3 separate regions of the Mus musculus genome follow, and all the other regions are linked to region 1. A link is a contact called in ENCODE POLR2A ChIA-PET data. All regions are on one chromosome and are shown on one strand. The core of a region is the stretch at or near the end of the contact, and the rest is flanking DNA. Distances in the headings are between cores, read along the strand shown.

Region 1 (3,709 bases), core at 833-3,332:
TCCAGTCTCAGAGACTCTGATTCCCTCTGGACCTCTGCAGACACTGCATGCATGTGGTACACGTACATACAAGAAGGAAAATACACATACATGTAAAATTATAAAATAAGCAAAGCCTTTAAAGACAGAAAAACTGTACTCCTAAAAGCAGAACAAATAAGTAAGTTTAGCTAAAGCATACTTTATTAAAATCTATAAAGCATTTGCAAGAACTAGAAACCAGGACCAGGATTTCCTATTGTATTTCCTGGGTTGTGGGGTACTAATTAATCAAAGCATTTTGAATTTTGTGGTTGTTGTCTTGGTTTTGGAGACAGGGTTTTTCTGTGTAGCCTTGGCTGTCTTGGACTCACTCTGTAGACCAGGCTGGCAGCAAATTCAGAGATCGGCCTGCCTCTGCCTCTGAGTACTGGGATTAAAGGCCTTCACCACCATTGCCTGGCAGAACTTTGTGGGGTTTTTTTTGGTAGTGTTGGGGTTTGTTTATTTTTACTAAGGGTTGAAATTGGGGCCTTGGCTGTGCTCAGCAAGCACTGACCACTGAGGCCCTCCTCAGGTACTCGTTCATTTTTAAGTTCTTATTTTTTAAGGTGTCTGTGTGTATTGTGTATGTTCTCTCTGTGTGTATATATGTTTCTCTCTCTCTTTCTCGCTGTGTGTATGTGTAGGTGTGTGTAGGTGTGTGTGTGTGTGTGTGTGTGTGTGTGTGTGTGTGTGTGTTTACTTGAATAACCACAGAGGCCGGAAGGAGTCATCAAGTCCCCTGGGGCTGGAATTGTAAGCAGCTGTTAGCCACCCCATATGGATGGTGGGAACAGAATGCTACTCCTCTACTAAAACAGGATGGACTCTTAACTATGAGACATCTTTTAAGCCCTTCTCCCTTTTTATTTTTGAGAATTCTCTCACTAAATTTCCAAGATGACCATGAATTTGTAATCATTCCATTATATAGGTGGGATCGCAGGCAAGTGCCAACAGGTCTTCTTTTCTTTGACCCCCAGAAAAGGTCTTATTGTGTATAACCCTGGCTGCCCTGGAACTCATTATATAGATCAGGCTGGTCTAAAACCCACAGATGCCTGCCTCTGCTTCCCAAGGGTTGGTGTTAAAGGTTAATTAACAAACCAAAATAACTTGCTGGCTATCCTTCGTTCCTTGGGTGATTACATGGTGTTTACTGCGGGCTGGGGAAATGACTCAGTGCTTATGAGAGAGCGCTTACTGCTCTTCCTAGAGGACCAGAGTTCGGTTCCCAGAACTCAAGACAGGCAGCTCACAGCTGCCTGGAACTCCAGTTCCGGATTTGATATTCTCTTCCAGCCTCTGCAGGGCCTGAATACACACACAAACGCTTAAAAATTTTTTTTGGTTTGTTTTTTTTTTTTTAATTGGTCAAAACTTTTCTGGATTCCTTCATCCTGTCAGACTCAATACTGGAGTTAGGAATTGCATAGATTTTTTTTTTTTTTTTTTTTGGTAGGCAGTAGATAGGTAAATCGAATTTGAGGATACAAGTGTTTGTAGCAGTTGCATAAACACAGTGCAATGGGAAACAGGAAGTTAAAATGTGGTTAACGATGCTGACACACTTTTTAAGTGATTATGCTTGGACTGACATATCCACAGTAGTGTATGCACTCATGAGTGTCTGTTATGTGTTCGAGGCAGTGTCACTACGTAGTAGCTATGTTGCCCACGTTGGCCTGGAAATTGCAGTTCAGATCTTAGCATGAGTGTGCCCCTTGTAAACAGCACTGGGAGGTGAAGCAATAGAGTTTATTAGCCTGAGCTCCACAGCGAATTGCTGTCATCCTTTTTCAAACCGTAACAACAAAAACAAATCAAAAACCCAAATATACAAAAGAAAGAGAGCAGAAGAGGGGGTAAATTACAGCTCTCCTGCCTCACACTGGAGTGTTGCTGCCAGGCGAGTGCAGAGAGCTTACAGCTGTTCCGGAAGCTGCTGCGAAGGTAGCCAACTCTATTGGATAACCAACCTTTCCATTTCTGTGGCGCCTACAAGTCCCAGAACACACCGCGGGGCGCGGAGGCGGGGCAGCATGAAGACTGAGTTCTTTGATTGGTGATGAGCACCAGGCCAATCGGAGGTGCTGTTGTTTGTCAGTCCCGGAGCCGGTCCGCAGAGGGAAGGAGGCAAGATGGTGTTGGAGAGCACTATGGTTTGGTGAGGAGCTTCGGACGTGGCTGGGGGGCGCGTCTGGGTTGTTGGTGCGCGTGGCGCCGAAACCCGAGGGCCTGGGCTGGGGACTGGGTCGCCGGGCGAGATGTGGCTTCGGGGCCCGCGGGACTCTGGCAGACGACTCCCTGAGTCATCCCGGCCCAGGAACGCAGGCCCGGGAACTCCTGTTCCCTTCCCTGAATTTCAGGTCTCCCATAAAGCAGAGGCCAACTGCCCCCTCCACTCGCCTCCAAGTTTTTCTTTTCTCTGTACTTTATCGCATGTAAACCTCACAACCGCATTCTTGGAAAATAGTCCTTGTCTCATAATGAGTCGGAAGGACTTTAGGGGATCCGCTGTAGTCACACAGCAAATTAAGAGGCCGTGATAAGCAGGATGAACTAGGTTTTATCAGGTTTATACTTGGGATGAGTACCTATTAAGAGTTAGATTAGAAACTGAGGACAAGAAAATAAATAGAAAGCTGAGAACATATTTTTTTTCAGGGCTACAAGAGGACTTTGTTTTGTGTTTTCTGGGAATTGAATCCAGAGCATTGTGAACGCTGGGAACGTGCTCTACCAATGAGCCTCATCACACACCTGGATTGCATTTATTATTTGTCATCATTATTGTTTTAGATGGAGCTTTGACACTGTAGCTCAGACTGGCTTTGAAGTCGCTATTTGAGAAGATGCACAGGTTGGCCTTGAACTTGGAATGAGTATGTAGGATTAAAAACTTGAGTCACTAGGCCCATGTTTTCATTTGGAGATTGGCTAGCACTGCCACCTAAATGCAGGATGGCTTAAGCTTGGTTTCCTGCACTTGGAGGATGAGACAGGGAGTTTTCATGATCAGGACTACCTAGCAAGGTTCTGTCTCAAAATAAGACTACCAGAATGCCCAGTTAAATTTGAATTTCAAGCAAATCATGAGTGATTTTTTAGTATGAAAGGGAATTTTAAGTCCAACCCAAATATTGCTCTTACAAGTTACTTGTTGGGGCCGGGCAGTAGTGGCACACACCTTTAATCCCAGCACTTGGGCAGCAGAGGCAGGTGGATCTCTTAGGGGTTGAGGCCAGCCTGGTCTATAGAGCAAGTTCTAGGACATGCAGAGAAGCCCTGTCTCAAAAGGTGGTAAAATAAAACAAAAACAACAACAAAATAGTTACTTGTTGAGGGTGGTGAGATGGTTGGGTGGGTAAGAGCACAGAGTTTGGTTCCAAGCACCCATGTTGTTTGCTGCTGCCTTCTTTTTTTTTTTTTTTTTTTTTGGTTTTTCGAGACAGGGTTTCTCTGTGTAGCCCTGGCTGTCCTGGAGCTCACTTTGTAGACCAGGCTGGCCTCGAACTCAGAAATCCGCCTGCCTCTGCCTCCCGAGCGCTGGGATTAAAGGTGTGCGCCACCACGCCCCTCGCTGCTGCCTTCTTGACAGGACCAGAAGATCAGTGCCTTTGATCTCTGTAGGTGCCCGCACACACACCTAAAAACAATAAATATAAATCTCGAAAGTTACTCATTA
Region 2 (3,709 bases), core at 907-3,406, 89 kb after region 1:
CAAGCCAAAGGGGCAAGCATGGCTTTGATGGTGCCAGATCGAATCAGTTTGTCCCAGATCCACCTTTCCCTGATAAATCGAGCCAAAGGCCTCACTTCTTGATAAAGGTTCTGAGCTATGCATCTCCTACTTCTTCTTTATAACTTTTTTAAAAAGATTCTCATTTGTTATGAGTGTTGTGCCTGCATATGTGCATGTGCACGACACGGAGGTCAGAGAGTGGTGTCGGATTTCCAGAAACTGAGAGTTATGGATGGTTGTGAGCCACCATGTGGGTACTGGGAACACAACCCGGGTCCTCTGCCAAGGGCAGCCAGTGTGCTTAACCCCTGAGCCATCCCTCCAGCCTCCTCGTCCTCATCTCCTACTTTTTGACTCAATACAGTGAGACTCAAAATCAGAACCTGTGACATATAAACACTACCACCAAAGTACCTCTTCTCGCCAACGCTGGGCCCCGATGGGAGCTGAAGGTAGAGGTACAGCTTGTCGTTGTCCGAGAATTTCTGTACTTCTTGCTGAGGCAGAAGGGAACAGAGGTGGAGAAATGAAGCCACGGGTCCAGTGAATGATCTTCTGAGCTCGACCATACCAGCTGACTCGATGTCAGGTTGTCAGAATGAAAGGGGACCTAAGAAATGACTTGAGGTTGGGTGCTCACTGTGCTGGCAACCTTATGGGCTTGTCATGGAGAGAACGGGAGAAAGGGCAAGGGGCTGGGTCTGATTTCATCTCCTACATAGGTCACAGAAGGATAAAGTATGATCCTCACACGTGGACAGCACCGCCTCTCCCCCATGAACCTTTATTCTCTCACATCAACATCACCCTTACCCTTCAGCGATGGCACCTGTATTGTCCCTTCCCAGCATGCTTACCAGAATTCCCTCTACTTTGTTCTGCACGGCCTTGCTGTGGAGAAGAAGAGAAAGCTGGAGGTCACAAGGTTTCCCCATCCCTTTGTCTGACTGCTAGAGACAGAAAAAGGACCAAACAGCTACGGACCACAGACCTCAGCCTGCCTGCTCTGAAACACTTGCCTGAGGAAGGAGTGCAGGGCAACAAGGATCTACAGCTGGGTCTGGAACAGGGTTTGGAGACAGAGACAATTACTTACGAAATGGTACCTCGGAGCCTTTGGAGGAGGGTGGTAGGTTCTCCAGCGTCAGCACCACCTTGGGGCCTTGCCCCAGTCTTGGGGCTCTTAGCATCAGGTTTATCTTCTGCCATCCCAGCATGAGGGCTACAGCTGAGAGAGGAGATCGCTGAGGATTTAACTACTACCAAGCTTCCTTTCTCCTAGAGACCCCAAGGCAGTCCTCCTGTCTCTACCCAGAAATACAAACAGAAGCAAAGCTTCCTCCAGTGGTTTTCCACACCACTTGCCTTCTCTAAAATTAGAATTATTCTGTTACTTTATCAGGCCCTTGTATACCCAAAGAGATCTCTGACATCTCCATTCTATATGTCCCACCTTTTGAAGTCTCCCAAATCTGGAAAACTGTTATGGGAAGGGATAGGGGTGGAGAAGTCCACGTTAAAAGAAATCTTACAATTTCTCCCAGTGCTGCAACACCTCCAGCCCCCCCCCCCCCAAGCCCCTCCAGCCGCCCCCCCTCAACACCTATAACGACAAGTCAAAGTTCTCCGATCCTCTAATAGACTCCTCGCCATTGATTTTGCCTGGAAGGTCGGAAGGGATACAAACATACTCGGCCTTTCCAGGTTTGAAAAAAACTGGGCCCAAGTTCTCATTACTGAGTCTCGCCACGGCTTCCCCCGCTGCCCCCCTCGCCGCGGCGCGGACCCTACGTCATCCCACGACATCCCACTCCGAAGCGTCCCCACTCCCCTCGGGCCCCTCCACCCCAACCCCAGGTGCTGGGCTAGGTCTCCGAACTCAGGGGGCTGGGCGCAGGAAACCCTGCGGGGAACAGGGTCCCAGATTCGGGCACGTGCGCAGGGGCAAGGAGCTGGTCCTGCTAGCTCCGGAGTGCTGTTGCCCCTCCTACCTCGGAACCGTCGCCTTCCAGCACGGACATTAGATAGGTGAGAGAGAAAGAGAAACTACCCTGTGGCTACCTCAGCTCCTGCCCAGCCCCACGGTGCCCAGCCGGCGGGCTCGTGCGTTGCTTTTATTTTTCCTTTTTCTGAATGGTTATGCCAGCCGCGATCTGCCTGGATACACGCACGGCCTGCTCTGTGATTGGCCGTTGCTGCCTCCAAGACGAAGGCAGTGAAAGTCTGCCTGGTAACAGAATATGATTGGTCGAGAGGGGAGGGAAAATCCAAAGTTAGTCTTATTTGAGTCAAGAGGGGGAAGTCCAGGTTGGTTTCGGTTAAAACTGGGGTCGGTTAGGTCTGCGGGCCCGGAAAGGGTTCTGTTCTTAAAGGGACCGCAGGATGAAAGCCCGGGCGCTTGGCTGCTTCTGGAGCATCTGGTCTTTTGCTTTCTGATCCTGTGCGTTGTAAAATCAGCGAGAAGAGGATAAGGGATCGACCGCGGGCTTTACTTGGGAAGATTTACGTAGATGCCGTCTAGGATCCAAGAACCACAGACAGGAGTTACAGGGTAGGAAAGTGATTGGCTAGTTGTAGCTGGGGAATAAGATGAGTTAAAAATGTAAGAAGGTTTGATTAAAAAAAAGCCAAACAACTCTATTACTGGGGCGTCGATAAGGACGTGGAAAGCACGAATCTATAAAAGCAAGTTACTTTGGTTGTGAGAACCAAATTTCTTAGGTTTCAGGAACTCTGTTTAAACAAAATTGGGGAGCTTTACAAAATGGAATGGCCACAGATAGCTACCATGTTTGATTGTTGCCTTTGGTTGTCAGAGCTGTCCGAAATAATCAGTAGGTGATATTTTTAAATTTTTGCTAGAAAATGATGTCTACTGATGGAAATTCGTTATAAAGTCCTGTAACTTTAATAAAATAAAATAACACAAGTTGAACCATTCGTCCTTCCCTCTTTGCTTACCCATCCCTGTGGCCAACAGCCTCTAGGATTGCAGGCTTCCCCTCATTCCACAAAGAATCTGCAAATCCTTAGCAGCTGTACCACATTAAGAGAAAATGTTTTTTTCTCTGTTGTTAGCCGTGGTATCGCCATTTTATAAAGTGCCTCCGTTCTAGTTAAGCCAAAGCTAATGCCAACTCATTTTCCAGATTTCTCCTCACCCTACCCCTCCTACCTGGGTAAACCACAGGAGATGTTTATTGGTTGCCTGACCCTGTCTGTCTCGCTACCCATAGCAACTGCTGACACAAAAGGAAATGGTATGGTCCTTCCACTTTAGACACTTGGCCCCACCCCCTCTGCAGGTATGCTCTAGAATAAAGCCTGTCTGTTGAGCCTCTAGTCCTCCTCTGTATTTTCTCCTTGCCCACCTTTGCCTATTCATGTTTCCGTTTCCTGGGTGTACTTCATCTCCTTCCTAGGGGGCACACTCCTGGAGTTCCCTGCTTGGTGGTGAACACTGGAATTTTGGTCAAGTAGAGGAAAAAAGAATTTAGTACTGTGATAACTTTTCCCTTCAGGTGCTTAACCCTCTTTGTTAAGATTTGTTGAAATCGTGATGAAAAATGCACGGGCAAGCTTTTGTACCTCTCTCAAGTGTTCGTGGTCCCCGGGTCAACAGTCTTGTCACAGCAGAGATGTGACACCCAAGTCATATTTCCAGTTCTGACTGGTGTGCTTCTGTAAA
Region 3 (3,709 bases), core at 638-3,137, 68 kb after region 1:
TAGCAATAAATACCTCTCATCTGACACCTGTAGTGTTTTATAAGTTAAAAAAGTACAATTCTTCCCCCAACAGACATCCTGTTATTAGCCTATTACAGTACTGGTGCTTGCAGAATGGGCCATTTTCTCAAAAGACCATTCTAGAGTTCAAGTGAGGAAGTTACAAGCTGAACCAAGGGGCCCTGACTCTGAGTATACATCTCTTTACACTGTCTTATGTTCCTTTTCCCAATCAGCCCCAACCCCAGACACACACACACAAACACAACTTCACCTTAGGTCCAAATGCTTATGAAACTAACCAACAGTAGTCCACTAAGCTTCAGTCAGGAAAATAATGGTTCCTCTTAGGTCTAGACAGGAGTAGGAGATTCTGTGATCTAACAGAAATCCTAAAGTAATCTAAAGCAAAATTTCTCACAACTTCATTCAGTTTCCATGCTCAGTTTCTGAGCATCTTTCCTAGTGGTTGCTCTTAAACACTCAACAAAATGTAATCTGATTGATAGACTTCTTTAAAAGTTGCTTCATCCTTCAGAAACACACATCTGTCCAGAAAAGCTTGAGACAACTGTGGCTCCCCATCCTCTCACATCTTCTTAGTTCAAGCTTTAGCTGATCTGAAATCATATGTGGAGATAAAAGGCATGATAGAGAACACTTAAAGACCACAGGGAAAACAGAGCCGAGGGAGACAAACATCAGCCGAATCCTGGAGAGAATGTCAAAAGTTGGAAATCCCTGGAGAGAATGTCAAAAGTTGGAAATCACTATCTGTAGGGGTGTTCACGGCAGAGCTTTCTCCTACGGGAAGCCCTCCAGAGGGCTGGAGATTGAGAAAGGGGAAAGAGAAGCCAAAGACAGCTTCAGGTATCATCAGGCACCCTAGAGAGGGGTTGAGGACTAAGGTCAAAGTGGATGGTATCTGGGTATGATGACAGTAGTCTGAGATCCTTTAAGGAGAAGGGAATAGGCAATTCTTGGAAGTCAGGAGCTGGGGGAGTGGGTCATGGTGAGGTCATGGAATTGGAAGCAGAAGAGAGGGATACAATCTGTAGCTGAGGGAAATGAGAACTCTGTGCTGAGATTGCACAGACTCGGAAGAGTGGGGCAAAATAGGAAAAGGGATAAAGGCGGAGTCCATGGAAGAGGCTTGTGAGCAGAAACACAAACGGCGAGGAAGGCAAACATGGATGATATTGTAGAAGGGGTCAAATGTGGAAAAGGTTCACGACTTAGGAAGATAGTTACGGAACAGAGGCAACAGAGGTACGAAGTGTGTGTCCTGCTGGTGGGGAGGTGGAATCCACGGGGCAGAGGGAGGGGCTAAACTGAAGAGGAAGCCAGAAAGCAGAGAAGACTACCCCGGGCCCGAGAGGAAAGGGTGAAGGACCTCGGGGTGCAGCTGCCACCAGGGGGGCAGTTTTGTAGTCGAACCCAGGTCGCGGTAGGCTGGGCGGGACAGGGTGGCAGAAGGACCCCCCCACACACACACACAGGCAAAGGCGACTCACGGGGGAGGAGCCGCTTACCTCCGGGGAACCCTCGCGGAGGGGGTGCAGGCGGTCGGGGTCGGACTGCCGACACCGCCGCCTCAGCAGCAGCGGCCGCTCCCGGGTTCCATTGGCCGCCTGCGCTTCCCTGACAGCGGCCGCGGCGGCTGCTCCAGGCCCCGGCTGCGGGGCTGCCCGCGGCGCCGCCTGAAGGGGCCTTCACGCAACTTCAAGTTGGACCGGACCCCACTAGCAGGACACAAAATAACAATTCCTTGGCGGGTTCCGATGTAAGAGTCCCCTGGGCCCGAGCCTTTCTTCCGGGAGATTGCTTTCCTGCTTCCCGGTGTCAGGACACTACTGATGCCATCGTAATCTGAGTCGAGTGAGCTGCCCGACTCACGCCTGTTCAGAAAGGAAAAGGGGGCGGGGAAGAGCTTTTGGAAGCTAGGGAGGGGGGGCAGGGAGGAGGGGCTTACGGGGGAAGGCGGGCCCTGTGTTTGAGGGCGGGCCTAAGAGACAGGCTTTACTAAGGAAGCCGAGAGGGAAGTAGCGTGGGTAAGATCAGTGGAGGGACGTGGAGGTACCGATATTTTATGTACTTCCAAAAGTGTATGAACATGCAAATTATATATAAACTATTCATTTGCGTAAACCACTGAGTTACCGTAACTGCCACCAGTGGCTTTTTTCTCCCTCTCCTATCCTACGGGATTTCTTTCGTAAGTCAGCCGGTAGGACCCATGCAGGAGGGCCAGAAAACAGACAAGAAAGAGAAGGGACGAAAAAAGGAGTACAATCACCTTCATTTCCCTCTTCCTACTCATCTTTAAGGATGATGCCATGAGTTTGCCCCTATAGCTTCAGGAATGGCCCAGTCCAACCGCCTCAATCTTTCACTGTTTCGCACCATCACTCTGGGACAAGGTGCTGCTTCCAAGGTCACCCCAGCTGCCAAAGCCTTAACAGAGGCTGGACAAGCCAGCTTAGGAAAAGTGAGTGAAATGACAAAAGTTTGGCTTATTCCTTTTCCGAAGGCTACAAAATCATGTGAGACAGGCCTCATAGACCCCTCCCCCCCCCCCCACAATCACTGTCCCAACGCTTTTCCTGGGACTTTTCTTAGTATCTTAGGCCCCTTGTAAGGGTAGGTTTGTTTGACAGGGTTTCTCTGTGTAGCCCTGGCTGTCCTGGAACTCACTGTGTAGACCAGGCTGGCCTTGAACTTAGAAATCTGTCGACCTCTGCTTCCCAAGTGCTACGCCTAAAGACGTGTGCCACCACTGCAGGCGGGTAGGTTCTTAATATTCTACGGGTTGAGCCTAGCTCTTGGGTGACATCTTCATTGCACTTATAAGCTGATTTGAGATCTTTGTTTCCTTTTTTTTTCTTTCCCTTTCTTCTCTAGCTTCCTTCCTATCCTCTTTCCCTTTTTAGAGACAGTCTATTTTTCCCAGGCTGCTTGTGATATTCCTTGGCTCAAGCCACTGGCCTGTGGAACATGTGGGAATATATCCACATGCCCCCAAGCTGGACTAACCCTCAACTTCTGTATAATAATATTGACAATATTATTATAGCACTACATTAACAACAGTAGTATCTGATGTAATAACATTTTCTAAGGTTTGGGGGAGGGGATCAAGAAAGTATGGGTTATAGTACTACATGTCTGTTATTGAAACAGACAAATGGTGAGTGAACCATGCCCCTGCTTCCGTATTTAACTGGGAGGCAGATAAAAAGCTAAAGCTGAAGACAAAGGGCTGAGAATTTGGCTCAGTGGTTTAGTACTGTTGCTCTTGCAGAGGACCCCGGTTCACTCCCAGGGGGTCCAATGCCATCTTCTGACCTCTGTGGGTACTGGATACATACATACACGACAGAAAAACATTCATAGAGGTAAGATTGAGATTTTACTTTTTAAATTTATTTTGAAGCTACAGCTTGAAATGCCTGCATAAAATCTGCAGCAGGCACAGAAGTAGAACAAATGGAGTTCTTGTTTGCTGGAGGCAAGGGGCAGACCCTTGTTAAATCTGCACAGAAGGCCTGGCTGCATAGTATATGGTGGACAGTGGAAGACTTTTTGTGAATATTGCAAGGCAGAACCTAGTATACAGTGGGATAAAAGGGAAAGAACATTCTGAGAGGGAAGAAGACAATGTGTGCTGAATAATAGAAATGGGAATCTTTTCCGATCATCAGGACAGGGC

What was found. ChIA-PET counts read pairs that join two places held with the same protein, here RNA polymerase II (POLR2A).
Region 2: POLR2A ChIA-PET joins it to region 1 with 12 read pairs in Patski. The contact joins the promoter of Rfx5 here to the promoter of Psmd4 in region 1. POLR2A ChIA-PET finds 5 or more read pairs at or near these places in 4 of 5 experiments (Patski and embryonic stem cell).
Region 3: POLR2A ChIA-PET joins it to region 1 with 11 read pairs in Patski. The contact joins the promoter of Pi4kb here to the promoter of Psmd4 in region 1. POLR2A ChIA-PET finds 5 or more read pairs at or near these places in 4 of 5 experiments (Patski and embryonic stem cell).

What each region holds. Positions count from the first base shown.
Region 1 is chr3:95,040,987-95,044,695 of GRCm38, reverse strand. Psmd4 (proteasome (prosome, macropain) 26S subunit, non-ATPase, 4) reads left to right here and starts at 2,082. Exons shown (of 10, transcript NM_008951.2): 1 at 2,082-2,188. The coding sequence starts at 2,163.
Region 2 is chr3:94,952,555-94,956,263 of GRCm38, reverse strand. It overlaps Rfx5 (regulatory factor X, 5 (influences HLA class II expression)), which reads right to left and starts at 2,156. Exons shown (of 10, transcript NM_017395.3): 1 at 2,013-2,156; 2 at 1,118-1,249; 3 at 879-912; 4 at 436-518. The coding sequence starts at 1,230.
Region 3 is chr3:94,972,909-94,976,617 of GRCm38, reverse strand. It overlaps Pi4kb (phosphatidylinositol 4-kinase beta), which reads right to left and starts at 1,887. Exons shown (of 11, transcript NM_175356.3): 1 at 1,533-1,887. B230398E01Rik (a long non-coding RNA gene) reads left to right here. Exons shown (of 4, transcript XR_003954666.1): 2 at 1-1,269.